Linked DNA regions of Homo sapiens: all the other regions are linked to region 3. The links are chromatin loops, found by intact Hi-C in ENCODE. Cell type or tissue: mammary epithelial cell. All regions are shown on one strand. Each heading gives the region's core, and the rest is flanking DNA. Links, peaks and the distances in the headings are about the cores only. Region 1 overlaps FGD3 (FYVE, RhoGEF and PH domain containing 3). Region 2 overlaps FGD3 (FYVE, RhoGEF and PH domain containing 3). Region 3 has its middle 25 kb from the start of NINJ1.

Region 1 (9,914 bases), core at 4,734-7,233, 160 kb before region 3:
AGGTTTGGTCTTTTCACATAGTCTCATATTTCTTGGAGGCTTTGTTTGTTTCTTTTTACTCTTTTTTCTCTAAACTTCTCTTCTCACTTCATTTCATTCATTTGATCTTCAATCACTGATACCCTTTCTTCCACTTGATCAAATCAGCTACTGAAGCTTGTGCATGCGTCACGTAGTTCTCCTGCCATGGTTTTCAGCTCCATCAGGTCATTTAAGGACTTCTCTACACTGGTTATTCTAGTTAGCTATTCGTCTAACCTTTTTTCAAGGTTTTTAGCTTCTTTGCGATGGGTTCAAACATCCTCCTTTAGCTTGGAGAAGTTTGTTATTACCAATCATCTGAAGCTTACTTTCGTCAACTCACCAAAGTCATTCTCCTTCCAGCTTTGTTCCGTTGCTGGCAAGGAGCTGTGTTCCTTTGGAGGAGAAGAGGTGCTCTGATTTTTAGAATTTTCAGCTTTTCTGCTCTGGTTTCTCCCCATCTTTGTGGTTTTATCTACCTTTGGTCGTTGATGATGGTGACATACAGATGGGATTTTGGTGTGGATGTCCTTTCTGTTTGTTAGTTTTCTGTCTAACAGTCAGGACCCTCAGCTGCAGGTCTGTTGGAGTTTGCTGGAGGTCCACTCCCTGTTTGCCTGGGTATCACAAGTGGAGGCTGCAGAACAGCAAATATTGCAGAACAGCAAATGTTGCTGTCTGATCCTTCTTCTGGAAGCTTTGTCTCAGAGGGGCACCCGGCTGTATGGGGTGTCAGTCGGCCCCTACTGGGAAGTGTCTCCCAGTTAGGCTACTCGGGGGTCAGGGACCCACTTGAGGAGGCAGTCTGTCCATTCTCAGATCTCAAACTCTGTGCTGGGAGAAGCACTACTCTCTTCAAAGCTGTCAGACAGGGACGTTTAACTCTGCAGAAGTTTCTGCTGCCTTTTGTTCAGCTATGCCCTACCCCCAGAGGTGGAGTCTACAGAGGCAGGCAGGCTTCCTTGAGCTGTGGTGGGCTCCACTCAGTTCGAGTTTCCCGGCGGCTTTGTTTACCTACTCAAGCCTCAGCAATGGTGGACGCCCCTCCCCCAGCCTCGCTGCTGCCTTGCAGTTCAATCTCAGACTGCTGTGCAAGCAGTGAGCAAGGCTCCGTGGGCGTGGGACCCTCTGAGCCAGGCGAGGGATATAATCTCCTGGTGTGCCGTTTGCTAAGGCCATTGGAAAAGCACAGTATTAGGGTGGGAGTGTCTCGATTTTCCAGGTACCGTCTGTCACGGCTTCCCTTTGCTAGGAAAGGGAATTCCCCAACCCCTTGTGCTTCCCGGGTGTGGCAATGCCCCACCCTGCTCCATGGGCTGCACCCACTGTCTGACAAGCCCCAGTGAGATCAACCTGGTACCTCAATCGGAAATGCAGAAATCATCCGTCTAATGCGTCGCTTATGCTGGGAGCTGCAGACTGGAGCTTTTCCTATTCAGCCATCTTGGAACCTTTTTTTTTTTTTTTTTTTTTAAAGACAGAGTCTTGGTCTGTTTCCCAGGCTGGAGTGCAGTGGCACAATCTCAGCTCGCTGTAACCTCCGCCTCCCGGGTTCAAGCGATTCTCCTGCCTCAGCCTCCTGAGTAGCTGGGATTACAGGTGCCTACTATCACGCCCAGCTAATTTTTGTATTTTTAGTTGAGATGGGGTTTTACCATGTTGGTCAGGCTCGTTTCAAACTCCTGACTTCATGATCTCCCTGCCTTGTCCTCTCAAAGTGCTGGGATTACAGGTGTGAGCCACCACGCCTGGCTGCCAATATGTCTTTTGATTGGGAAGTTTAATCCATTTACATTTAAAGTAGTTACTGATAGGAAAGGACCTACTACTGCCATTTGGTTGTTTTCTGGATGTCTTATAGGTTTTTTGTGTCCCTCCTTTACTCTCTTACTATCTTTCTTTGTGTTTAATTGATTTTTTTTTGTAGTGATATGCTTTTATTTCTTTCTCATTTCCTTTTTTATCTATAGATATTTTATTTGTGGTTACCATTGCAATTACATAAAACATTTTAAAGTTATAGCATTCTATTTTAAACTAATAACAACTTCAATCACATGCAAAAACTCTACTCTTTTACAATTCCACCTCCCTCTCCCTGCTCTGATTGATGTCATGAATTCATCTTTATTTATTCATATAGATTTAAATGTTTAAATGTTTTTGTGATTTGAATTCTATGCACCAAAAGGATAATAGTACAAATTATTGTATTTATCCATGTGTTCACCTTCACTGAAGAACTTTATATTATCCTGTGGTTTTGTGTTGCTTTTTACTATCCTTTTGTTTTAACATAAAGTACTCCTTAATCTTTTTTATTTTAGAGCACATTTAATGGCAAAGAACTCCCTCAGTTTTTGTTTAACTGGAAAAGTGTTTATTTCTCCATTTTTGAATAACAGTTTTATCAAATACAATATTCTTTGTTGACAGTTTTTTTTTCTTTCAGCACTTTGAATGTATCCTCCCTCTGCCTTCTGGTCTGCAAAGTTACCACTGACAGATCCTCTCATAATCTTATGGAAGACCCCTTACATGAGACAAATTATTTTTCTCTCGCTGCTTTCAAGATTTTCTTTGTATTTGACTTTAGACAGTTATATAATTATAATATGTCTTGGTATGGTTCTCTGTTGATTTACCCCAGTTGGAGGTCTTTGAGATTCTTGAATTTTTAAGTCCATTGCTTTCCTCAAATTTGGGAAATGTTCAGCCATTATTTCTGTAAATAAACTCTTTGCCCCTTTCTCTCTCTTCTCTTTTGGAACTTACAAGTGCATATATTGATCTACTTGATAGTGGCCCATACATCCCTTAGGCTCTCCTTGCTCTTCTTTCTTTTTTTTTTCTTATCTGACTCTATGATTTCAAATGACCTCTCTTCAGGTTTGCCCAGTTTTTCTTCTGCCTGATCAAGTCTGCTGTCAAACCCCTCTTAAAAATTTGTCGGTTCAATTAAAGTGTATTTCAGCTCCAGAATGTCTGGTTTGTCCTTTTTAATAGTTTCTATCTCTTTGTTGATATTCTCACTTTGTTCATGCATCATTTCCTGATTTTTTTTTAAAGTCATCTATCTGTTCTCTTTTATCTCATTGAGCATCTTTATGACAACTATTTCGATGTTTTTTCTCAAGCAGCTCATAGATCTGTGTTTCCTTAAGATCAGTTTTGAAGTTTTTTATTTTGTTCCTTTGATTGGGCTACATTTTTCTGTTTCTTTGTAGCTAATTTTGTTTCATCTAGAAGGTCAGAAGCAAAAAATGCTTGCTAAGTCTGATTAAAAGAGCCCCAGTACCTTCAAGGCCTGTCTACTGTGGTACTGGAGTGATTATTTCTATCTTATCTTCTTTACAGCTTGGTCTGGAGAGCTGCCTTAGACTCTCCAATGAATCTATTCAAATAGCTGCCTCTGTTACCTTGACTTGTCTCAGATTCCGTTGACCCAAGATGGGTCCTGGCACTAGGAATATAAGACTGCTTCCATTATTTTGACTTGCTCCAGGTTAGGGAGAAGATTATGCAAGGCTCCTACTGACTGTGTTTTATTTCTAGCTTTGATGTCTGGGCACTGATTTCCCTAGGTTTAACTACTTGCTCCATGTTAAGGCCATGCTGTGGAAATCTGTCTGTGTGACTGTCATGCAGGCCTGTCTATGTGATTGTCAGGGAGAATTGGCCTGCCACAATAGGGCCTTCAGGAGGTGATTAAGTAATGAAGTCAGAGCCATCATGAATAGCATTAGGGCCTTTATAAAAGAGAAAGTTCATGGGTTTGCTCTCTGCTCTTCCACCATGTGAAGACACAGCCTTCATCTCCCTTTTTCTCTTCTACTGCTTCCACTATGTGAGGGGATAGTGTTCAGGCCACCATCTTGGAAGCAGAGATCAACCCTCAGAAGTGTGAGAAATAAACTTCTTTTGTTTAGAAATTACCCAGTCTCAGGCATTTTCAGTGAAAACTTCCATAGTGATGATTTCCAGCTTTAATTAGCTCATACTCTGTGCCCTGTCCTGCATGAAGTGTTTCATATGTGTTGTTCCACTCCATCCTCATAACATCCCTGTGATGTAGGTACTAGGTGGTGACGCTGCTGCTTTGCATTTGGGGTCACTGAAACTTACAGAGGTTTGTTAGCCTGCCCAATGTCAAAAACAGGAGGAGGCCAGGCACGGTGGCTCACACCTGTAATCCCAGCATTTTGGGAGGCTGAGGCGGGCAGATAGGTTGAGTCCAGGAGTTCAAGACCAGCCTGGGCAACATGGCAAAACCTCATCTCTACAAAACGAAAATAGAAAAAAACTAGCTGGACATGGTGGTACGCATGTAGAGCAGGTAAAATGGACTAAGACAAGCTTGCCAAACATCACCAATTTCCCTACACCTTTTACTGAAATCTTTTCTTGGCTTTATAATGGCTTGGGTGCTGTAGCTTCTCGGCTGGTCTCTGGAATTCTCACACAGGTGCTCTGGCCCATATATTGTTGTTAACCTTATGTCTCTGAGCAGAAGGAGGGCCGAGAGCTGTTTAGTCCATCATCTTGCTGACATCACTGTGCAATATATTTTGACGTGGTCGCTGCAACTGCTCTGTAGTCAAAGGCCCATCTATGAGAACTGAGCACCACATCGCCATCACAGTGGCCCCTCCTGCCCCTTCTCTTGCCCCAGTGGCCTCCTGCCACCCCTGTGGCCCCTGGTTCTCCTGCACACAGTGGCAGCCCGTTAGGTGCCGATTCCCCAAGGCTCATCTTCCCCAGGTGAGCTGCATCTCTTCTCTCCGCAGCACTCTGGCCCCCAGAAGCTTCTCCACATTGCCCAGGAGCTCCTGCACACCGAGGAGACCTATGTGAAGCGGCTGCACCTGCTGGACCAGGTAGCCCACATGGCTTGGGGGCAGTTTCAGTATCTCTTAGCATTGGCTGGGCATTATAGGTGCAGTGTGAATGACTTAAATACTAAAACTCAGACAAATTTAAGTCTGGTCTACAAACTTTTTTTTTTTTTTGAGACAAAGTCTCACTCTGTCACCCAAGCTGGAGTGCAGTGGCGCGATCTTGGCTCACTGCAACCTCCGCCTCTCCAGTTCAAGCAATTCTCCTGTCTCAGCCTCCCGAGTAGCTGGGACTACAGGCACATGCCACCACGCCCAGCTAATTTTTGTATTTATAGTAGAGACGGGGTTTCACCATATTTGTCAGGCTGGTCTTGAACTCCTGACCTCAGGTGATCCACCAGCCTCGGCCTCCCAAAGTCCTGGGATTACAGGCGTGAGCCACCACGCCCGTCCTAGAAACTTATTTTTTGTTTTCAGTGCTTGTAGCTCTGAGGAGAAGGCTTTGCCAAGTCACCTGTGGGACATTTCTTCTTGGCAGCTGCATGATCTGAGCATGTAAATGGCTTCTGGATGTTTTTCTGCATAAGTACTTGGGACAGGGTTTGCCACTCATCTCTATCCACATGACAACGTGGGGTTTATGAGCACAGGAAATAAAGCACCCATGGAAGCTGGGGTTTTGACAGACAGTGCTGCTGCTGTTTTTATCTCACGAGAAAGAAAAGGAAGTCTGAACCTTCCATTTCGCATGAGAGGTGGCTGAGGAAAGATGTCATTCCCTGTCCTCAGGCGACTGTCCCTGCCTCACCCACATTCGTAAGTCATAAGTGAGCTTGCATTAAGACCATGAGGTTGTCTGAACCAGTTGGATGAAAAGGGAGGACAATAATTCTGAAATTCATTAAGAAAACACAAGGTGGCAGCAGCGGCCCCTCCCGAGCGCCCTCACCTGTGGCCGAAGCGGGGCGGCAACTGTGCTCAGTGGAAGAGGCTCACTGGCCACACGTGGGCTTCTCTATGCTCAGGTTTTCTGCACCAGGCTGACGGATGCGGGGATCCCTCCAGAAGTCATCATGGGCATATTCTCTAACATCTCCTCCATCCACCGCTTCCACGGGCAGTTCCTGCTGCCGGAGCTGAAGACGCGGATCACGGAGGAGTGGTGAGTACCATCTGCGCATGCCCATGGGGCCCCTCAAGTGTTCTCTAGACCAGGGTTCATGTGCCTGAGAGCGAGGCAAGTGCTGGGGGACTGTCTCATGGTGGCTGGGCGCCTCCCTTCTCTGCACGGTCCTGGGTCCGATCCAGACTCCACCCCTTCCTGGTTGGTGACCTTGACCAGCCACTTACGGTCTCCAAGGCTTAGTTCCTGAGAAAGCAGATGATGCGGAATGAAGGGCTTTTAACGCCCCACTTGGGGCTCTGAAACTAAAATGAGGTTTGACATCTGGAAACACCACACAGTGGATAGTGCTAGTTGGTTTTCTTTTCCCTCCTAGCTTATACTCCACCTTTGTTTTAAAAATGCTGTTTTTCCCTCTCAACAGTGGACCTCAGATCCTCCTCCTGCTGTCCCTGTGGCCTGTCCCTCTGTCCCACTGCTGCTTCTGTTCATTAGCAGAGGGACAGCTCAGTGCAAGTCACAATTCATGAAACATCCCAGGCTGGCCCCCAGACTCATCAGTTCCCCACGTTGCGTGTTGCGTTTCCCCTCATTCTGGGTGCCGCTGCTGTTTGACTTAGGGTCTCTACTGCCTGTGCCCTTCGCAGGCCCGGCTTCCCTCTGCATCAGGAGCCTGGCCCTTCTGTGTCCCACCAGCCCGTTCTCCAAGCTGCAACCCAGGAGACCACAGAGGCTTGACTGGAATGGGAGGCCAGGGGGAGTCCCTTCACCTGTTGCTCAGGGAGGGGCTATGTCAATTTATAAATCTGTACAAGGACATGGTCCAGCTGCCGAACAGGTTTACATTGTGTCCCCGAGGCAGTCAGGACTGGATGCAGCCTTCTGGCTGACAAAAATCCATGCTTGGTAGAGACAGGTTTTCTCCTGCAAGGCCCTGGAGACTGCTAACTCATGAGTGCATGTGTGACCTCCTCTGCAACTTTTATAACAGCACAGGGGTCCAATGACTTAGCCACCCTGCCCTTTGGACATTTTTTTTTTTTAAACAGAGTCTCACTCTGTTGCCCAGGCTGGAGTGCAGTGGCGTGATCTCAGCTCACTGCAAGCTCTGCCTCCTGGGTTCACACCATTCCCCTGCCTCAGCCTCCCAAGTAGCTGGGACTGCAGGCGCCCGCCACCACACCCGGCTAATTATTTGTATTTTTTTTTAAGTAGAGACGGGGTTTCACCGTGTTGGCCAGGATGGTCTCGATCTCCTGACCTTGTGATCTGCCCATCTCAGCCTCCCAAGTGCTGGATTACAGGCATGAGCCACCACACCCAGCCTGGACCTTTAAATTAAATGTATAAGTGCAGTTCACAGTCATGCCTTAGTGATGGCTTTGTGCCTGTGGCTTTTTTCTTTCTTTTTGAAACAGTCCTAAGGTCAAAGACGATTAGTATATTTTTCTGTTTCTTGAAAATTATTTGCAAATCTCTGTCCAAAGCAGCTTTTTTCATTATCAGTACTACAAAGAGCTACTTTCCCCAGGACTTCACCAGCATTGGATAGAACCATTGTTTCTAATCTTTGCCCATTTAAAAGGAGCATAATGGTATTTTGTTGGTTCTCTTTGATAACTGTGGTTCATCATTCAAGCGATTCTGCTACTACTGCTATCTCCTGTGTCTGGGTCACTGGTTCTAAGCTTGCAGCTTGGACTTTTAACTGTTTTACAGGCATCTTTCATTTAATTGCCCAGTTACTATTTTCTACTCTACATGACATAGGGGAGGAAGCTAAGGCTCAGAGAGGGTGACCAATTTGCTCACCATCACACAGAGCTGGCCTCCACCCCACACCCCCCTGGTGGAGTTCATGTCCACTAACCTCAGAGTCCCCATTGCACCCAGCTATTTCTCTGATGATTCATTTCTCCACGAAGGGACACAAACCCACGGCTCGGGGACATCCTGCAGAAGCTGGCCCCATTCCTGAAGATGTACGGCGAGTATGTCAAGAACTTTGACCGAGCCGTAGGGCTGGTGAGCACGTGGACCCAGCGCTCCCCACTGTTTAAAGACGTCGTCCACAGCATCCAGGTAAGGCCGGCAGTGGGAGTGTGGACACAGATGTTCTCAAGATGCACAGAGCCTGGTGTTTTATTTTTTAAAAACATATGTATATATGTATATTTTACTCCAAAAAGTAACATGACATTACTAAAATTTTGGAACATAGAGAAAATTAGGAAAATTATGGGATGTGCCCAGATGTTCTGTTGATGCTTTGAGCCTTACAATAACTCCCAGAGATGAATCAGCATTCCCATCGGAAAATCGTGGCTCAAGAGGCTGTGCAAGCTACAGCATCACGAGCTATTATCTGATGGAACCTGAATTCAAAGGACAGTCTCTGATTGCACAGTGTCCCTCGATATCTAGTGCAGGCATTTTTGTTTAAATGTTACATTGCTTTTTTGTTTTTCGCTTTCTGCTAAGAGCCTCCTCACAGCCCTGGCTTCTCTTGTCTCCTATAGGGCTGGTCTCTTTCTTCTTGATTCACAAGGCTTTTATATGCTAAGAACATCAACTTCTTTCTGTCATGCATGTCACAGATTATTTTCCCCCATTGATCTTTTATTTTTTTATTTTATTTTTTTTTTTGAGACAGAGTCTCACTCTGTTGCCCAGGCTGGAGTGTAGTGGCACGATCTCGGCTCACTGCAACCTCTGCCTCCAGGGTTTACACCATTCTCCTGCCTCAGCCTCCCGAGTAGCTGGGAATACAGGCGCCCACCACCACGCCCAGCTAATTTTTTTGTATTTTTAGGAGAGATGGGGTTTCACTGTGTTAGCCAGGATGGTCTCGATCTCCTGACCTCATGATCCGCCCTCCTTGGCCTCTCAAAGTGCTGGGATTACAGGCGTGAGCCACCGCGCCCCGCCTGATCTTTTAACTTTATGGTGGTGTTTGCCATACAGAATTTTTTATTTTTTATTTTTATTCATTTATTTTTTAATTTTTTTTGAAACAGAGTCTCACTCTGTAGCCCAGGCTGGAGTGCAGTGGCGCGATCTCAGTTCACTGTAAGCTCCGCCTCCCAGGTTCACGCCATTCTCCTGCCTCAGCCTCCTGAGTAGCTGGGACTACAGGCGCCCGCCACCACGCCCGGCTAATTTTTTATATTTTTTAGTAGAGACGGGGTTTCACCATGTTAGCCAGGATGTCTCGATTTCCTGACCTTGTGATCCACCCACCTCGGCCTCCCAAAGTGCTAGGATTACAGGCGTGAGCCACCGCGCCTGGCCCAGAATTTTTTATTTTTAAGTAACTCCATTCACCACTTCTTAAAATGTAAAGCTTATTTTCAAATGCATTTCCCACTACCCAAGACTATATAACCCCATCTCTACTAAAAATACAAAAATTAGCTGGGCGTGACATGCCTATAGTCCCAGTTACTCTGAAGGCTGATTCAGGAGAATTGCTTGAACCGAGAGGCAGAGGTTGCAGTGAGCTGAGATCGCGCCTGCCATGTCCTGGATGACATCTGCCTGGGGACACTCGAGGCAGACACAGCCCCGGTTGCAGGCTAGCCACTGGTCTGTGCATCCCCTCATCCTAGGCAGATTGGGCACAGGGCCAGGCAGGCTGTGGGGAGGGCTCTCCGCCTGGACTCAGTACCATCCAGCCATTCCCTGAAGGTGACTTTGCCCCCCGGGGATCCCAGGCCATATCTTCACACATTGGGTGCACCCAGCATCTGGTGGGTGGGGTCTGGGGATGCTGCAAAACACGTTGCAGCAGACAGCATGGCCCACCGCAGAGAATTCTCCAACCCGAAGGTCCATAGTGCCCAGGCTGAGAAGACCTGGTGTGGAAAAAACAGGATCGCATGACAGTCAAGTTGCCCATGGCCTTTTGCAGGTTTCCTTCCTTTAATCAAAGG
Region 2 (9,914 bases), core at 4,905-7,404, 200 kb before region 3:
AAGAGAATGAGGAGAGGCAAGGGTGCCTAGGAGAAAGGTGGTAGAGGTGGTGGGAGCCCTGCAGGCTGAGGGTTGTGGCCAGGGGCTGCTGAGACACCAAGTTGCTCTGGGGGTCCCGCTCTAGGTCTAGTGTGTTCATGAGGGAATTCCAACCGGCCTTTAAGGAATGTGGGGCTTTTAGAAGGAAAATGGTATATAGCATACTAATATGTGCTTGTTGAATGAATACATGAAGAAGGCCTTTTATTTTTCTAGTTACTGATATCCAGTAATTCTAAGTATTCCTAGCTTGTCTTCTCTGGGTAAATTACTTTGCTTCTCAGAATATGCCAGCTAGACACAACCCATAAGGTAGAATTTTTCATTGAAATGTGTCTTACGTGGAACTTGTAACTTCCTAAAATAAAGTTGTGTAGCCAAACAGGATGGCTCATGCCTATAATCCCAACACTTTGAGAGGCCGAGATGGGTGGATGGCTTGAGTCCAGGAGTTCAAGACCAGGCTGGGCAACATTGTGAAATCCTTGTCTGCAAAAAATACACAAATAAGCCAGGTGTGGTGGCATGCGCCTGTAGTCCCAGCTACTCGGGAGACTGAGGTGGGAGGATTGCTTGAACCCAGAGGTTGAGGCTGCAGTGAGCTGTGATTGTGCCACTGCACTCTAGCCTGGGTGACAGAGCGAGACCCTGTCTCAAAAAAATTAATTAATTAATGAAAGTTGTGTAGATTTTGCCAGATGTAGGGTTGTGTCTGAGCACACTCATGTTCTTGGTCCTTGAAACACTGGTGCCTGAAGGATTCATGTAGCTGCGGAGGTGGTAAACTGAATGAATAAAACTGCTGGTCTTTGACCATGCAAAATAGGTGTAAAGTAGGCTTGGGGGGATCTCAGTCAGAAGACCCTGACTTTACGGCTGCAGAGAGGATGCCTCTGTCCCCCAGCTCCAGGGCAGACAAAATCTGAGGGTCTAAGATCTTCAGTGGCAAAAGGGGCATCTGGTTTTTTGACCCTCTCCCTGATCTTGCTTTTAAACAAGTTCCAAAATATTTTGTCTGCAAAACAAACTATGCTGCATAAGGAATAATTCGTGGCCCTAATTCATCCATTAGAGACCACACTTGACTCCCCAAGGGCTTCTTAATATCCCTGGTTTCCAACTCATGTGAGTCAATGCAGGGGGTGACCAGAGCACATCTCTGTTTATTTTCAAGTATGCAAAGGATATATACACATATCATTGTTGAAAGTCAATTTTTTTTTTTTTTTTTTTTGGAGATAGAGTCTTGCTCTGTCGCCCGGGCTGGAGTGCAGTGGCACGATCTCGGCTCACTGCAAGCTCCGCTTCCTGGCTTCACCCCATTCTCCTGCCTCAACCTCCCAAGTAGCTGGGACTACAGGCACCCGCCACCACGCCCGGCTAATTTTTTGTATTTTTTAGTAGAGACGGGGTTTCACCGTGTTAGCCAGGATGGTCTTGATCTCCTGACCTCGTGATCCGCCTGCCTCGCCCTTCCAAAGTGCTGGGATTACAGGTGTGAGCCACCGCGCCCGGCCCGAAAATCAAACTGTTTTAAAGCTGAAGGCCCCCCCATCCCATCCTCTACCCTCCAATCCTAAGGCCCTCCTTAACATTATGAAGGTTGAGCAAGTGTGGCTCAAATCTCTCCCTCCTTCCCCCTCTTTCTCCTTCTCTTCCTTCCTCACTCCCTCCCTTCTTTCTCTCTTTCCTTCTTTCTCTCCTTCCTTCCTTTTCTCTTTCCTTCCCTTTTTTCCTCCTTCCTTCATTCTTTCCCTTTTTTCTTCTTTAGAATAGTGCTGCTGTGATCACCCTTAGGTGCCTCCAGTTCTAAGCTTTCTGATTACTTCTTCCCCCGAGGTCCTCCAGCTCAGCATCTGCCCTTAAAGGAAACCTAAATAAACATGTGTTGTTGCATTCTGAATAGCCTCTGGTTGATCAGGAGCTTAGACTAAGGATTGAATAGTAAACGGTGGATCCAAGTGATTGTGAGAATACCACTTGGCAGAATGTGATGTCTGGATTGGACATGGAGTGCATAGGAAAGGACCCGCACCTCCCTGGGCATATGAGTGTTTCTGGTTGACGCTGTGCAGCTGCCGCATAACAATGCTGGAATTATCCTTTATTCAGGGCCTGATTGAGTGGGGGCGTGGCCACCCCTTTATTGCCTTATTTTTTAATGTATATCATTCTCTATTTACACATTGATAATTTTTTCCTACAGGGTAAAAAAAAAATGCACCAGATGCAGCACTTTTGTGTAAGTATAGACACATCAGGGCTCTTTGTTAAGGATAAGAAACAATCGCTTCCACTTCAGGCTCTAATGTTATCATAGCCAACTGCCAGAGCCGCTCTGTAATTACGTCTCCTGAGTGGAAAGCTCTCAAAATGCCACTTGGTCTAAGAGTTTGAAGCTGGGCTTGCCTCTCCACTTTGGCCAAGATGACTAAAGCATCACATATTTTTAAAGCAACTTTTAAGAAATGAGGTATAGTGAGTGATGACTAGCCAGCTTCTCGCTGCTCACACTGTAGCATTTTACACACATTTTCCCAGGGAGCCCCCAGGAACTTGGTGTCCAGGGATATTTTCCCCATGTTGGGGTGAAGGGGCTCACACAATGTCACCTGCACACGGGCCTCACAGTTCCAGATCTGGGCTTGTCCACTCTCCCAGCTGCCTGCCTGGGAGGAAGGCAGGTAAAGTTAAGGGCAGTGCCAAGGTTTAGGAAATATTGTCTGCCTTTGGACCAAATGTAATTTCAATTTAAAGTAACCTAGAAAATGTTTTGCAAAAAATGTGTTTTCAGAAAGCAGAATTACACTCAGTATCCCTTCTTTTTTTGGTTTCTCAACCACATCTTTCATTAGAGAGATTTAGGACAGCTAAGTAGAAATTAAATTTTCCATATGTAAACAGACATGGAGACAGCTGGCTTTCACTGGGCAATAGTTCCCGGCTGGGAATCTCCAATGAACAACTTCGATTCTTGTATTTTTAAACAGGTTGGCTTTCCTCCCAAATGCAAATATAATGTTCTACGTAGAAATTTATATGTTACTGAGAAGCATCAAGAAGCAAATGAAAATTCCCGGAAGCTCACCACCCAGAGACGGTCACTCTCAGGGTTTCACACAGCCTCTCTGCCAGGAGCTTTCATTTCCTTGGGTCTTGTCTATTGTTAGGTCACATGTTGAGTAGGATTTGTCTTGGAGCCTGAACGCTGACAAAGGTGCACCACCCTTGGACCCCATCCAAAGCCACACAGGAATGACTACTCTGGTCCCACCCACTTCCTGCCCTAGCTAGTGTGGTATTTTTGTGGCTTTCCCCTGTCTTGTCAGAAGAATGAGAGTAACTCAACATGGGCACTTTGTCCAATCCTTGGGTCTCAAGGGTTCTGGGAAGGATCCAAGAGCTGTGGTTCTCGGTTCCCAAAAGCAGGCAGGTGATTGGAGAAGCAGCCGGGCTCTGAGTCCTGTGCCCGTGTGGCCCAAGTGACTGGCTGTGACCCTAATAAGTGAGCAGAAGGGCAGGGGCCGGGGTCACCTTGCACAGGAAGTGGCAGCCATGAGGGTCTCTGCAGGCCAGAGCTGCTCCTTCCTCAGGGGCCATCTCCCAAGGATTCTTGTGTCCTAGGAGCCGCTCAGCAAATGGTTGTTGACTGACTGAGTGACCGCACTTTGGCCTCTCTGAACCTCAGTGTCCTGGTCATTGAATGGGACTCTTACTTCCAAGCTCTTTACTCCCCTGAGCCCTGGCCTCCTGGTTCCCCTTTGTCCTGCACCTTGGGCTGTGTCCTAGAGACCAGCCACCTCAGCTGCATCTTGCTAGGCTCTGAGTATCGTGGCCTTGACATTTCCTCCACCTCTCTGAACCACAGCTTTGTCTTCTGGAAAAGGAGAAATTAGAGGATGCTTGGAGCATCGTTGCCTGCATTCATGGAACTCACGGTCTGCCTGGAGAGTGATGGCGATATGGTGTCTATGTGTCCGAGAGCCAGCTGCACCCAGAGGGAAGCTCTAAAGCTGGTGTGGTCAGGTGGCCAAGGAGCAGAGGGAACAGACGTGAGAGGCAAGGCCCGTGAGGGTAGGGAGAGGTGCTCCCAATCATTGTAGAGGCCAGGAATGAGGCTGGGAGGCTGCAAGGGCCAGGTTCCAGCCGGGCCAACTCTGAGATGACGCTGAGGATTCCAGCTTTACTGTGAGTCACTTGTAGGCTCACTGCTTCTCTTAAGAGGCAAGGGATGGCCAGGCACGGTGGCTCACACCTGTAATCCCAGCACTTTGGGAGGCTGAGGTGGGCGGATCACCTGAGGTCAGGAGTTCGAGACCAGCCTGACCAACATGGAGAAACCCCATCTCTACTAAAAAAATACAAAATTAGCCAGGCATGGTGGTGCATGCCTGTAATCCCAGCTACCCGGGAGGCTGAGGCAGCCTGGGCAAAGAGAGCAAAACTCCCTCTCAAAAATAAAAATAAAAATAAATAGAGCCAAGGGATGCCACTAGCTAGTTGTTTAATTAAACTTTTTATTTTGAAATGACTGTATAGACACATAAGAGATAATGCAGAGATACTGTGGGCCTTTACCCGGGATTTCCCAGTGGTAACAGCTTGCAAAACGATATAGGACCATATCATAGCTCGGACCTTGACACTGGTACAGTCAAGACACAGAGCAGCACCAGCACAGGGAGCCTCCTGTGGCCCTTTGATGTCCACCTGCTCCCTGCCTGCCCCTGACAGCAGCCAATCTGTTCTCTGTTTCTACAATTTTGTCATTTTGAGAATGTTATATAAACGGAGTCATATAGCATGTAATCTTTTGAAATTATCTTTCTTCCACCAGCATAATCCCTTGGGATTCCTCTAAGGGAATTCATGCAGGGGAATCATCACACATCTAGGCTGCTGTGTGTGTCAATAGTGTTTCCTTGTTATTGCTGAGTGCTGTTGTGTGGCATGGATGTACCACAGTTAATGTGTAAATGACAACATAGTTTTCATTTCCATGTCTGCATGTTCATTGCCAGTATATACAAATTAAAGTGATTTTTGTGACTTGATTTTGTATCCCTGACCTTGCTAAATTCACATACTAGTTCTGGGAGTTTTGTTTGTTTGTTTGTTTGTTTGTTTTCGCTTCTTGGCATTTTCTTTGTAGACAGTCATGTCATTTGCAAACATGGACAATTTTATTTCTTCCTTTCTGCTCAGCATGCATTTTCGTTTCTGTTCTTGTTTTATTGCACTGGCTAGAACCTTCTCCACTGTGTTGAATAAGAGTGGTGACAGCAGGCATCCTTGCCTTGTTCTCACTTTGGGGGACTATTATGGGCCTGACTATGTCCCTGCAAAATACATGTTGAAGCCCTAATCCCCAGTACCTCCGAATGTAACTGTGTTGGAGACAGGGCCTTTAAAGAGGTAACAAAGTTAAAATGAGGTGCTGAGAGTGGGTGCTGATCTGTCATGACTGGTGTCCAAAAAGAAGAGCTGAGGACTCACAGAGGGACAACCACGTGAGGACACAAGGATATGATGGCTGCCTACAAGCCAGGGAGAGAGGCCTCAGGAGAAACCAACCCTGCCAACACCTTGATCTCAGAGTTCCAGCCTCCTGGAATGTGAGAAAGTAAATTTTTGACTTTTCAGCCACCTAGCCAGTGGGACTTTGTTATAATAACCAGGATAAACTAAGACACTGCCTTCCAGAGTACCACAGGGCACCTCTGTTCTGACTTCAGAAACTAGTTCTGCCTGTCTTTGAACTTCATCTAACAGTCTTTTGTGTCTGGCTTTGAGATCCATCCATATAATTGCTTTCTTTCTTTTTTTTTTTTTTTTTGAAGACAGAGCCTTGCTCTGTCTCCCAGTCTGGAGTGCAGTGGTGCAATGATAGCTCACTGCAACCTTGACCTCCGGGGCTCAAGCAGTCTCCTGCCTCAGCCTCTGAGTAGTTGGGACTACAGGCACATGCCACCATACCCAGCTCTACATCATTGTTATATCAGTGGCTTACTCCTTTTTATTGCTGGATCCTGTTCCATCCATATTATGGCTGCACCACACTTTGCTTATTACGCATTCTCCAGTTGTCAGACACTTGAAATTGTTTCCAGCTTTGAGTTATGAATACAGCTGTTCTGCACATTTGTGTACAGGTCTTTGTGTGGACAGATGTTTTCTTTCCTCTTGGGTAGATACCTAGAAGTGCAATTGCTGGGTCATAGAGAAGGTGTATATTTAACTTTGTGAGAAAATGCCAAACAGTTTTCCAAAGTGGTTGTACAATTTTCTGCTTCCACCAGCATGAGAGTTTCACACTGAGAGTTACGTTTGCTCCACATCCTTGCCAGCAGGTGGCATTGTCAGTCTTTTTCACTGTAGCGGTTCAGATGGGGCTGTAATCATTCCTCAGTGTGGTTTTTAGTTTCCCTGATGGCAGGCAGTGTTGCCCACCAGCTCATATACTTATTGTCTATTTAGGTAACTTAAGTCAAGTATATGTTCCAGTTTTTTTTTCTCATTTTAAAAATGGAATCGTTTGTCTTTTTTTTTCATTGATTTGTAGGAATCTTTTTGTATTCTGGACACAAATCTTTTATCAGATATATGTATTGCAAATGTTTTCTCCCAATCTGTGATTTGTCTTTGAAATTTTCTTTTCTTTTTTTTTTTTTTTTTTTGAGACAGAGTCTCGCTCTGTTGCCCAGGCTGGAGTGCAGCAGTAGCATGATCTCTGCTCACTGCAGCCTCCACTTCCCAGGTTCAAGTGATTCTCCTGCCTCAGCCTCCAGAGTAGTTGGGAGTACAGGCGTGCACCACTATGCCCAGCTAATTTTTGTATTTTTGTAGAGATGAAGTTTCACTATGTAGGCCAGCCTGGTCTTGAACTCCCGACCTCAGGTGATCTGCCCACCTCAGCCTCCCAAAGTAGTGGGAATACAGGCCACTGCACCCGGCCGCCTTTGAAATTTTTAAAAAATATTTAATTTTTTTTTTTTTTGAGACAGGGTCTCATTCTGCCACCCAGGCTGGAGTGCAGTGGCATGATCTCGGCTCACTGCAACCTCCACCTCCCAGGTTCAAGTGATTCTCCTGTCTCAGTCTCCCGAGTAGCTGGGATTACAGGTGCGCACCACCATGCCCAGGTAATTTTTGTATTTTTAGTAGAGACAGGGTTTCTCTATATTGGCCAGGCTGGTCTCCAACTCCTGACTTCAGGTGACCCACCCTCCTTGGCCTTCCAAAGTGCTGAGATTACAGGCATGAGCCACCTTGCCCGGCCTTAAAGACTTAATTTTTTTATAGCAGTTTTACATTCACAGGAAAATTGAGAGAAAAGTACAGAGATTTCCCATATATTCCCTGACCCCACATATTCAGAGACACTCTCTTTATCAACATCCTCCCCAGAGGAGACATTTGTTACAATTGATGAACCTGCACTGACACATCATTATCACTTGGAGTCTATATGTGGCTGGCCTTTTCACGTTCCTAATGGTGCCTTTTGATAAGCAGAAGTTTTCTATGTTGATGAAACATATTTTCAGGTTGAAGAAGTTGTTTATAAAGTTTTTTTTGTGTGTGGCTTAGTGCCTTTTATACTCTAAGAAATCATTACCAACCACAAATTCATGAATATTTTCACCTATGTGTTTTTAGAAGCTTTACAGTTTTAGCATTCACAATTAAGGTTTGGATTCATTTCTAGCTATTTTCTGTGTATAGTGTGAGTAAGCAGTCAAGGTTTGTATTTTGGTACGGCTATCTAAATGTTCCATTACTATTTGTTGAAAGGACGTATCTTTCCCTATTGATATGTACTGGCACCTTCATTGAAAATCAATTGAACAAATGAATGAAAATCTATTAGTTCATTGATTTCCATTGATTTATCCTTATGTCAATACCACATTGTCTTGCTTTTGAAATTTATTTTATTTTATTATTTATTTAGTTTTGAAATGGAGTCTCGCTCTGTCGCCCAGGCTGGAGTGCAGTGGCATGATCTTGGCTCACTGCAACCTCCACCTCCCAGGTTCAAGCAATTCTCCTGCCTTAGCCTCTCCAGTAGCTGGGACTACAGGTGCCTGCCGCCATGCCTGGCTAATTTTTTGTATTTTTAGTGGAGACGGGGTTTCACCGTGCTGCCCAGGCTGGTCGTGAACTCCTGACCTCAGGCAATCCGCCCACCTTGGCCTCCCAAAGTGCTGGGATTATATGCGTGAACCACTGCGCCCAGTCAAAATTTATTGTATTATAGTAATTATTTTATTAATGAAAATAATTACTATAATAAAATTATTTTAGTTAATAAAATATAATTACTATAGTAAGTCTTGAAATAGGGTAATTGGTTGAACTAGTTCTCTGTTGTTGGACCTTCAGCACATCTCTGACATTGGGCAAGGCTCGGTGGGTGGCTCATGCCTGTAAATCCCAGCACTTTGCAGGGCTGAGGTAGAAGGATCGCTTGAGCCTGGGAGTTCAAGGTCAGCCTGGGAAACATAGCCAGAGTCCGTCTCTGCAAATAATAAAAACTTAGCCAGGCATAGTGCCACACACCTGTGGTCCCAGATACTCAGGAGGCTGAGATGGGAGGATCCCTCGAGCACAGGAGGTCGAGGCTACAGTGAGTCATGATCGGTCCAGTGCATTTCAGCCTGGGCAACAGAGGGAAACTCAGTCTCAAAAAAAAAAAAAAAAAAAAAATCAGCCCTAATAAGACTGTATAAAATGTCCTTGCTCATTTGTGTGGGTGTTTTGGAAGGTCGATGGCTGAAGCGAGTGTCCCTTATGTCTGCATGTCCCATGTCCTTGTGTCCCCATGCCCCCATGTTTCCAAGACCACACGTCCCCACGTCCCCTGTACCCCCATGCCCTCATTTCTCTATGTCCATGTGGCTCCACATTCCTCATGTCTGCGTGTTCTCATTCCTCATGTCCCCATAACCTCCACATCTCCATATTCTTCATGTCCCCGTATCCCTCACGTCCCCGAGTCCCTGTGTTCCCATGTCTCCATATCCCCATGTCTCCATGTCCTCATGCCCCATATCTCCATATTCTTCATGTTTCCATGTCCTCTTTCCCCATTTTCTCATGTCATGTCCCTGTGTCTTCATGTCTTCATGTCCCTATGTCTTCAGGTTCCCATGTCCACTTATCCTCACATCCCCATGTCTCCATGACCTCCACTTCCCATGCTCTCATGTCCCAAAATGCCCATATCCTCATGTCCTCTACGTCCTGTTGTCATGTCTGCATGTCTGCATGTCTCCATATCCCTCGTGTCCCCAAGTCCCCCATCCCCATGTCCTCATTCCCCCATGAGGACCCCTCCTATCCCCACGTCCTCATGTCACCCATAAACCAGCCCAGAGCAGAGTTTGCCTTATGCTGTGTGCTTGGTAAATATGAGCTGCCTTCCTCCTTAAACCTTCCATTCAAAGGCTGCAGAATAACCATGGGTAAGATGGCTTCCCTGAAAAAATGCACCCCAGGTGTCACTACTAGACGTCAGATGGACACTTTCCCCCACAGCGGATAAACTGGTAGCAACCCTGGGAAGGAATGGGGTGTAACAGCCAGGGCCAGCTGGGTGCCGTAACAGTCCCAGGCTTAGTCATAGTGCAGTGCTGGCAATGGGAGAGTTGTGGGGGCTCTGTTCCTTGTAGTCAGATGGGGAGCACTCACCCACCAGGACAGAGGCCCAGGGAGAGCACTCATCCACCAGGGAAGAGCCCCTAGGCCAGCTGAGAGAAATTAGGCCAGGGGCTGCTGAACAGGGTAGAGCCCCTGGGCTTCCCTCCTGGTAAGTGGGTGTTCCCCCTTGGCCTCTCTCCCAGTGGGTGATCCCCCCGGGCCTCTCTCCTGGT
Region 3 (9,914 bases), core at 4,614-7,113:
AATTTTTGTATTTTTAGTAGACACGGGTTTCACCATGTTGGCCAGGCTGGTCTCGAACTCCTGACTTCAGGTGATCCACCCCCCTCAGCCTCCCAAAGTGCTGGGATTACAGGCATGAGCCACCGTGCTGGGCCTGGATACATGTTCTTTTTCAGATATAGTTGTAAATATTTTTTCCAGTTCTATGTCTTGTCTATTATTTTCTTAATAGTGTCTTTTGATAAGCAGAAGGTTTAAATTTTTGAAGCCCACCTGGCCAAATTTTACGGTTATTTCTTTTGGCATCCTGTCCAAGAGGTCTCTTTTTTCCCCTAGGGTCACTGCATCAGTTCACTACCTCTGAGCTCCAAGTCACCCTTCAGTTCCTGCTCTGGGATAACATTTCTCCCTCCCAGTGAGTGCAGTGCCAGCCTTTTGGCAATAGAGGGCGCTGGGGGCACTGTAGGAGGAGGAAGGGGCTCTTCTGTGGACTCCCACAGCTGCAGGGCAGGTCCATGGTGTGGGGTGCTGGCCATGTACTCCAAATGCGCGTCCCCTTTCGACCCTGGCTGGTGACTACCTTTCCATCCCCTCTTGATCTGGAATTCCACATGCTCCAGGCCTGCCTACACCCAGACTCGCTGCATACCTGGCCGGCGGGGCCCCAGTTCCACAGTGCCTGCACCCCACCAGCAGCGGCTGCAGACTAGCCCGGGCCAGGCAAACCCGTGGACTTAGCAGCAGACAAAAGCACATCTAGAGGGCCTCAAATACACCTTCTCTGTGGAGGCCTCACTCCTTCCACATGGGCCTTCCTGGTGCCTCGCTCGGCCCTCGAGCACCTGAGTTTTCTTACATCTTCTCAGTGTGTTTCCTATCCCTGATGACACAGCCACAGAGATACTCCTCTATGTCTTCCTCTGGAAGCTTTAGGTCTGTGATCAATGTGACATGATTTTTCTTTTGCCATCTTAACTATGTTTTTTTTTTTTTTTTTGAGACAGAGTCTCGCTCTGTCGCCCAGGCTGGAGTGCAATGATGTGATCTTGGCTCGCTGCAACCTCTGCCTCCCGGGTTAAAGCGATTCTCCTGTCTGAGTAGCTACTCCTCCTGAGTAGCTGGGTCTACAGGCACGTGCCACCACGCCGAGATAATTTTTGTATTTTTAGTAGAGATGGGGTTTCGCTATGTTGGCCAGGCTGGCCTTGAACTCCTGACCCCAGGTGATCCACCCGCCTTGGCCTCCCAAAGTGCTAGGATTACAGGCATGAGCCACCGCGCCTGGCCTTAACCATGTTAAGTGTATAGTTCAGTAGTGTAAATATATCCAGATTTATGAAACAGACCTCTAGAGCTTTTTCATTATCCCAAACTGAAACTCTGTCCCCATTCAATGCTGACTCCCCATTCCTCCCTCCCCCAGGCCCTAGCAGCCGCCATCCGACTCTCTGTTTCTATGAATGCAACTCCTCTGGGTATCACATATACGTGGAATCATGCAGTATGTGTCCTTTTGTGATCAAGTTATTTCATTTAGCATAGTGGCCTCAAGGTTCATCCGTGTGTAGCATGTGCCAGAATGTCCTTCTTGTTGAGACTGAATAACATTCCATCATATGGAGACACCACATTTTGTTTATCTGCTCATCTGTTGCTGGACACTTGTGTTGCTTCCGTATCCTGGCTCTGTGGATAATGCTGCTGTGAACCTGGGTGTGCAGATAGAAGAAAATGTGTCAGTGAATGCGGCAGGTAGCAATAAGGAGATGACTTCCCAGTGCCTGCTCAGTGCTAACACGGGGCAGTGAGGCTCCGGGAGGTGATGGGGGAAGGGTGTCAATGGAGCCATCCAAAGCCAGCACATGGTGTTTAGGATTTAGAAGACAAGCAAACAAGTGCAGCGTGGCCTGAGGCTGTGCTTTTTCTGCGCTGGTCATGCTGGGACCCAAGAGGCATTGGTACTGTGCTATCCGCCTCCCTGCCTCCCCTCCACACTTTCTCTCACACGCCCCTCCCCTCTTAGTTGACTATAAACCTATTTTCACAAGTGTTCAGTGTGAGAAGGGCTCTTGACTAAGTTAAGGCTCAGGCACTGGGCTCGGAAGCGGCTGAGCGCCCAACCCCGTGTGTGGGACCGCTGCCTGCGCAGAGGGGGCAGCCCAGTGTGGGGCCTCCGCAGAACGTCACTTCAGCCTCTTTGTTCACTGGCATCTGTGGAGCCTTTTCCATTCTGGGCTGCCATCCCTTTGGCACCCAGAGGGCTTTCCTGACACCCAAACAGCAGATGGTCAGGAAATGAAGACTCACACTAACATCAACCAGAGGAAAATCTAATTCAATTGGTAGAATCTGCAGTCAGGGAAGCATGTGGCTGGACACATGTCATCTTCTTAGGGCAATGCCCTCTGCCAGTGGGACAGTAAGTGCTAGAAACCGTGGGTGGTGTGGCCTTCGAAGGCCAATGACCTACAACCAACAGCTGGGCAGGCCGGGGCTGGTGGGAGTTTATGTCCTCCTCTGGGTCAGCTTCTCTCCTAGGCTCACGGGAGTCCCTAGGCTTCAGGCCTGGGTTCCCTTCTCCCTGCTGCAGGTACGGGGTTACTGGGGGATGCTCAGCTGGAGCACCTGCCGTGAGCCAGGCCCTGCGCCAGGGGCTCTATATGCTTTGTCACTCAGGGCTAAGTGTCGCTATGAGTGACACAAACGGCAAAGTACCAGTTGCTTAAACAAGACAGTCATTTCTTTACTACACAAATGATGTCTGGAGGCATGCTGTACATGGCTGCGGTGGCAGCTCCACATTCTCAGACACCCATTTCCTCCCAGCTTCCTGCCCTGGCTTTCTCCACGTGTAGCCTCCACCTCATGACCTAAGATAGCTGCTTGAGTTCCAGTCATCAAGCTTGCATCCCAGCCAGCAGGAAGGAGGAAGGGAGGAAGAAAGGTGCGCTCTGACCCTCCAAGACACTTCTCAGAGCTTTCTGGACACTTTCACTCATGTGTCGTGGCCAGAACTTCACCAAGTGGCCATACCTAGCTACAACGGAAGCTGGGAGATGTAGTTTCTACTCCAGGCAACCATGTTCTCAACTAAAGTTCAGGGTTTCTATGCCTAAGGAAGAAAAAGAGAATGAATAGCGGAGGACACTTAGCCATCTCAGCTACACACACCTAATTTCTATAAGTTCTAGTAATATTTAAACGTTTAAACCTTATTTATATATTTTTGTTATAGACTAATCACACAGTATGAAATTCAAAATGGTGTATGGTTAACCTTTCCTTCCCTCTCCTATCCCCAAGGTGCCCAGTGCTACCAAAGGCCATCTAGGCCAGCAGCCCTCAAAGAGGATCCCAGGACCACAGTGCCAGCATCCTTGGAAACGTGTTGGAAATGCAGATTCTCAGGCCCTGGCCTCTTCCACCCCACTGATTTAGAAGGTCTGAGGGTGAGGCCAGGAGTCTATATTTTAGCAAGCCTGCTGGGGGCTCTGATGCCTGCTGACCATCCCCGGGTTGTGCGAAATCAGGCTGATACATCTATCTGTAGGTCTCCCTGGCCCCCATCTGCACCACTCTCACATTTCAGTGAACAACTTTCAGCACTGTTAGTTTTCCCCTTTCTATTCGTTTATTTATTTATTTTTATTTTATTTTATTTTTTGAGATGGAGTTTCACTTTGCTGCCCAGGGTATAGTGCAGTGGCAGGATCTCAGCTCACTGCAATCTCCACCTCCTGGGTTCAACAGATTCTCGTGCCTCAGCCTCCTGAGTAGCTGGGACTACAGGCGCCCGCCACCACGCCTGGCTAATTTTGTATTTTTAGTACAGACTGGGTTTCACCATGTTGGTCAGGCTGGTCTCGAACTCCTGACCTCAGGTGATCCGCCCCCAGGTGATCCGCCCCCTCTTGGCCTCCCAAAGTGCTGGGATCACAGGTGTGAGCCACCATGCCCGGCCTTCCCCTTCCTATTTATTTATTTATTTATATTTTTTGAGACAGGGTCTCACTTTTTCCACCCAGGCTGGAGTGCAGTGGTGTGATCATGGCTTACTGCAGCCTCAACCTCCTGGGCTCAAGGGATCCTCCTACTTCAGCCTCCCAAGTAGCTGGGACTATAGGCACACATCACCACGCCTGGCTAATTTTTGTATGTTTAGTAGATACGGGGTTTCCCCATGTTGGCCAGGCTGGTCTCAAACTCCTGGCTCAAGTGATCCACCTGCCTCGGCCTCCCAAAGTGCTGGGATTACAAGCGTGAGCCACTGCAGCTGGCCCCCACTTCCTTTTTAAACAGCTTTAGTAAGATATAATTCACATACCATACAATGCACCCGTTTAAAGTGTATGATTCAGTACTTTCTAGTATATTCACAGAGTGGTACATCTATCACCACAATTTTAGAACATTTTCATCATTCCTATTTATTTATTTATTTTTTTCGAGACAGAGTTTTGCTCTGTCACCCAGGCTGGAGTTCAGTGGCGTGATCTTGGCTCACGGCAGCCTCTGACTCCCGGGTTCAAGCAATTCTTCTGCCTCAGCCTCCCGAGTAGCTGGGACTACAGGTGTGCACCACCATGCCTGGCTAATTTTTGTATTTGTAGTAGAGATGGGGTTTCACCATGTTGTCCAGGCTGCTCTCGAACTGCTGATCTCAGGTGATCTGCCCTCCTTGGCCTCCCAAAGTGCTGGGATTACAGGTGTGAGCCACCACACCTGGCCGCTTTCTATTTTTAAATTTTGAATACTGATGTTTAACTGTTTACATTTTCAAAAGGCCTCCCAGCCATGCCTGTCCCCACTGCCCCACCCAGGCAGCCATGGTTATTTATGTATTTAGGTCTTCTGTTTCCTTCCAGAATGTCTTTTTGTAGATGTGTGAAGCAAACACAAACATAGGCTGTCTATCCACACGGATGGACAAGGGTAGGGGCCTTCTCTCAGTCCCGCACTTTGCTTCTGTCTGTGACTCTTCTGTTTGGTAACAGAACCACTAGGCAGGCCCCTGGAGGGTCGGGGGGCATCTTGGGCAATAGGTTCTGCTTGCAGCAGGAGCAGGACCACGAAGCTTCCAGTCCTTACAGTCAGACGTCAGCATGGGGCTGTGGGCTCCAGGAGAGTGACATTCCTTCTCCCATACTCCCCCAACAGATCCCCGACTCTAAACTCCAGAACCTGGCTCCTGGCTCCTGGGGGTCCTGCCTGGACTTCCCTATGGCTATTTTATTTTATTTGAGATAGGTCTCACTCTGTGACCTCTGGGTCTCACTCTGTGACCCAGGCTAGAGTACAGTGGCGCCATCTCGGCTCACTGCAACCTCCACCTCCCGGGTTCAAGCGATTCTCCTGCTTCAGCTTCCCAAGCAGCTGGGATTAGAGGCATGCACTACTACACCTGGCTAATTTTTGTATTTTTAGTAGAGATGGGGTTTCACCCTGTTGCCCAGGCTAGTCTCGAACTCCTGACCTCAAGTGATCCACCCGTCTCAGCCTCCCAAAGTGCTGGGATTACAGGCGTGAGCGACCGCGCCGAACTTCCCCTATGGCTCTTATTTGCTGTCTGTCTCCCAAGACTGTGAGCTCGCCAGAACATGGTCTCTGTTTCTCTTTATTGCCACGTGCCTGGGCTCAGCAGGGGGTCTGTATGAGGCACATCCTCACAAATGTTTGTTGAATGAATGAGTGAGTCAGTCAGTCAGTCCCTGTTCTAGAGTTTAGTAACCCTAGAACTTTGAGCACTCACTACATTTCCCTGAGCCTTGGTTTTTTCTGTTGAATGGGGATGAGAATCTTGACCTCACAGGGTGGGGGTAGCATGAAATGAGGAATGGCTGTGGTCTAGTGCTGGACCTGGACCAGGGAAGGGGAAATGTTTTCCTTTCCTTCCCTTCCTGGGAAAATGACAGTAGCCTTGAGCACAGATGCTGGTCTGTCAAGTTTATCATTTCTAACTCCCATGTTCTCAGAGCCCCTCATTAAGCCAGTCAGCCTTGATAACCAGCCCGCGCGGACAGGGAGGGAGGGCAGCAGGCGCGTCCCAGGACTGGGACGACAGGGTTGGCGATGCCTACAGCCGCCAGCAGGGGCCGCAGCGCACCTGGGCTCTGAGAGCAGGCCTGGTGTGGGAGGGGAAAGGAGGTGACCAGGGGCCCAGAGGGGAGGGGCAGGGCCTCGGCCAGAGTGTGGCGGTCTGGCCAAAAGATTGATGGCACAAGCAGCCAAAGAAAAAAAAATAGATCAACTGGATTTCATCAAAATTAAAAACTTTTGAGAAGACAACCCACAGAATGGGAAAAAATATTTGCAAGGATCTTATATCTGATAGGTGACCAGTATCCAGAATATAAAGAACTCTTTTTTTTTTTTGAGACGGAGTTTCGCTCCTGTTGCCCAGGCTGGATTGCAGTGGCGCGATCTCGCCTCACTGCAACCTCTGTCTCCTGAGTTCAAGCGATTCTCCTGCCCCAGCCTCACGAGTAGCTGGGATTACAGGCGCCCGCCACCATGCCTGGCCAATTTTTTTCATATTTTTATTGGAGACGGGGTTTCACCATGTTGGCCAGGCTGGTCTCGAACTTCTGACCTCAGGTGATCCACCCGCCTCGGCCTCCCAGAGTGCTGGGATAACAGGCGTAAACCACTGTGTCCAGCCCATAAAGAACTCTTAAAACTCAACAACAGAAAGACAAACAACCCAACTCACAACTGGGCAAATAATCTGAATAGACATTTCTCCAAAGGAGAGATACAAATGGAGAACGAATATGAGGAAGCTGCTTGACATCATCAGTCACCTAAGAAAAGCATACCAAAGCCACAGCACAATACTGCCCACACCCTCCAGTATGCCGACATTAAAACCAACAGGCAGGCCGGGTGCGTTGGCTCATGCCTGTAATCCCAGCACTTTGGGAGGCCAAGGCGGGCAGATCACAAGGTCGGCAGATCACAAGGTCAGGAGTTCAATACCAACCTGGCCAATATGGTGAAACCCCGTCTCTATTAAGAATACAAAAATTAGCCGAGTGTGGTGGCAGGTGCCTGTAGTCCCAGCTACTCAGGAGGCTGAGGCGGGAGAATCGCTTGAACCTGGGAGGCGGAGGTTGCAGTGAGCTGAGATTGTGACACTGTACTGCAGCCTGGACAACAGAGCGAGACTCTGTCTAAAACAAAACAAAACAAAAAAACAGGCATAGGGCAGGTGACATCCTCCAGTGTGCCGGCATTAAAACCAAAACCAACAGGCAGAGGGCAAGTGTTGGCGAGGACCTGCAGAAGCTGGAACCTCACACATTGCTGGTGGGAATGTAAAATGGTGCTGCCACAGTGGAAAACCATTTTGGAGGTTTCTCAAAAGGTTAAACATAGAATGATCTTTTGACGGCTGGGCACGGTGGCTCACACCTATAATCTCAGCACTTTGGGAGGCCGAGGTAGGTGGATCACCTGAGGTCAGGAGTTCGAGACCAGCCTAGGCAACATGGTGAAACCCGTCTCTACTAAAAATACAAAAATTAGCCAGGTGTGGTGGTGGTGCACGCCTGTAATCCCAGCTACCCGGGAGGCTGAGGCAGGAGAATCGCTTGAACCCGGGAGGTGGAGGTTGCAGTGAGCCGAGATCATGCCACTGCACACTCCAGCCTGGGTGACAGAGTGAGATTCCATCTCAAAAAAAAAAAAAGAATTACCTTTTGACCCAGTAATTCCACTTAGACATGTACAAAAACACAGTAGATGAGTGTTTATTGCAGCACTGTTCGCAATCACCAAAAAGTGGAGACAACTGAAATGTCTACCAGCTGGTGAATGGATGAACAAAATGTGATTTATCCATTCAGTGGAATATTATTCAGCTACAAGAAGCAATGAAGTGCTGATGCAGGCTAAACACAGATGACTTGGAAGCAGCTCAGACGAAAGAAGCCAGACACTGAAGGCCACATACTGTATGATTCCATTTATATGAGATGTGCCAAATTGGCAAGTCTATAGACAGGCAGTAGATTAGTGGTTGCCAGGGGCTGGTGAGGGGATGATGGGAAGTGACTGCTAATGAGTACAGGGTTTTTAGAGGTGATGAAAATCTTATGGACTTAGTGGTGATGGTCGCACAACTTTGTGAGTATACTAAATCACACTGAATTATATACTTTAAAAGGATGAAACTTATGCTATGTGAATTATATCTCGGTAAACTGTGCTGTTCAGCTTGAGAATTTTGTAGCGGATGGTTGGGCATTTCCCTGCAATGCTGGCCTCTTGGCAACCTCCAGGATGTTGTTACGCATTTCTGCCCAATTTCCAGAACTTTTGACCTTTCTAATTCATGTTCTCATTCATTCACCCCATGATTCTTTCTCTGGGCTGGAATGTAATGGCCGATCTGGTGGTCGGCAGTGTGTCCAGCGAGGCAGAGCTGAGGGGCCGGGCGGTGCAGGCAGAGGCAGGGCTATTCACTGTCCCAGGGCAGTGACATGACAGATGTGAATGCAGTAAGGCACCTCTGGGCAGACACCTGTCAGGGACTTGGGAGGGGCTTCCTGCATCCACTGGAGGTTAGACCTGACCATCCTGACTTTTTGTGTCATGTACAACTTATGCACATTTTCAAAACAATTCCAAAGTTACAAACAATATCTCTGAGTAAATTAACATATTCAACAGAATGACAAATTAATGTTGTGTTACAAGTGGCCCTGCTGCAGAACCATCCAAAGCTGTGTCCCTTTCAGTGAGCTGCTGGCAGGCCTGAGGGCCATGAGGAGGGGCATGGGCAGGCCTGGGGGTTTCTGCTGATCCCTGCCTGGAGTTGGGCCTCTCGGGAGGTTGCCTGGTGACCTGTGAGATGGGGTTGTGACTGGCAGGAACCCAGGTATGAACTAAGTGCCAAGTCATTCCAGCAGCCTCCCCTCATGTGGCACAGTGAGGACAGGGACCTTGGGCAGTGGTAATATGCCAACCCGGTCCCAGCATCCCTCACTGTCCAGGGTTTAGGAAGGGTGGACTCAGGAGTTTGGGGTCTTGGGTGCATAGAACTACAGTAGCTGATACAGCCTGGGCCACCAGCTCCAAGCCCTGCAGATATCCACTCTGCCCCCTCAGTGGCCTTGTGGGACCAGCAGTGCCATGACACCATTTGTAGACAGGAAACTGAGGCCCAGGAGGTGAGGTTGTGGCAGTGCCCCCAGACTAGAGCATCTCTTCCTCAGGCAGGTGTGGCCTGGGGTGGCCTTGGGTAGGACTTGAATGGAGGCCATCAGGCCCCCGGGGTCACACTTCCAGTGGCCACAGCCCCAGCACTCGTCTTGGGCTCAGGGGTTGCCTTCAGAGCCTAGTGGAGGCCTTGCTCATTGAAATCCCATCATGATTCACCTCCAGCGGCTCAGGCTCTGCTGAGGACTGGGGAGGCGCCCAGGGTCAGCTGGACACAGTTCTCATGCTAAGACCTGCTGGCAAGGGAGATGGTGACACTTTAATTGAAGGGCGATGGGCCAGGCGTGGTGGCACACACCTGTAATCCCAGCACTTTGGGAGGCCGAGGCGGGCAGATCACGAGGTAAGGAGATCGAGACCATCCTGGCTAACATGGTGAAACCCCATCCCCACTAAAAATACAAAAAACTAGCTGGGCACAGTGGTGGGTGCCTGTAGTCCCAGCTACTTGGGAGGCAGAGGCAGGAGAATGGCTTGAACCCAGGAGATGGAGCTTGCAGTGAGCCGAGATTGCACCACTGCACTCCAGCCTGGTGACAGAGCGAGACTCTGTGTCAAATAAATAAATAAATAAATAAATAAATAAATAAATAAAAATAAAAATAAAATAAAATTGGAGGGTGATTCAGGCAGGGCTGCAAGCACAGATGAAGGTCACCAGAGAGCCCTGCAGGAACCTCTTCTCTCTGCAGAGGTGACTTTTTAGTTGGGATCTG

What was found. Hi-C counts contacts between places; a loop is a spot of excess contacts. Peaks named below come from ENCODE experiments on the same cell type or tissue, not always from the same donor. Only the 100,000 strongest peaks of a DNase experiment are listed, where the experiment ranks them.
Region 1: it touches region 3 in a loop (8-fold over the local background); 3 of 110 quality-filtered maps call a loop at or near these places.
Region 2: a loop joins it to region 3, with 8 times the contacts of the local background. A loop is called at or near these places in 3 of 110 quality-filtered maps.

What each region holds. Positions count from the first base shown.
Region 1 is chr9:92,998,117-93,008,030 of GRCh38, forward strand. FGD3 (FYVE, RhoGEF and PH domain containing 3) reads left to right here. Exons shown (of 18, transcript NM_001083536.2): 4 at 4,809-4,898; 5 at 5,885-6,021; 6 at 7,908-8,064. Among named protein-coding and RNA genes, the nearest start is that of FGD3, 56 kb to the left of the region's middle. RefSeq lists a silencer at 5,651-5,945. In mammary epithelial cell, for the core only: a CTCF peak has its summit at 5,795 (motif pointing right); no DNase peak of the experiment used is centred there.
Region 2 is chr9:92,950,981-92,960,894 of GRCh38, forward strand. All of the region lies in intron 1 of FGD3 (FYVE, RhoGEF and PH domain containing 3), which reads left to right. Among named protein-coding and RNA genes, the nearest start is that of FGD3, 8.4 kb to the left of the region's middle. RefSeq lists an enhancer at 3,100-3,199. In mammary epithelial cell, for the core only: a CTCF peak has its summit at 6,390 (motif pointing right); no DNase peak of the experiment used is centred there.
Region 3 is chr9:93,154,059-93,163,972 of GRCh38, forward strand. No RefSeq gene overlaps it. Among named protein-coding and RNA genes, the nearest start is that of NINJ1, 25 kb to the left of the region's middle. RefSeq lists enhancers at 2,756-2,805, 2,846-2,905 and a silencer at 6,055-6,184. In mammary epithelial cell, for the core only: a CTCF peak has its summit at 6,073 (motif pointing right); a DNase peak (open chromatin) is centred at 6,073.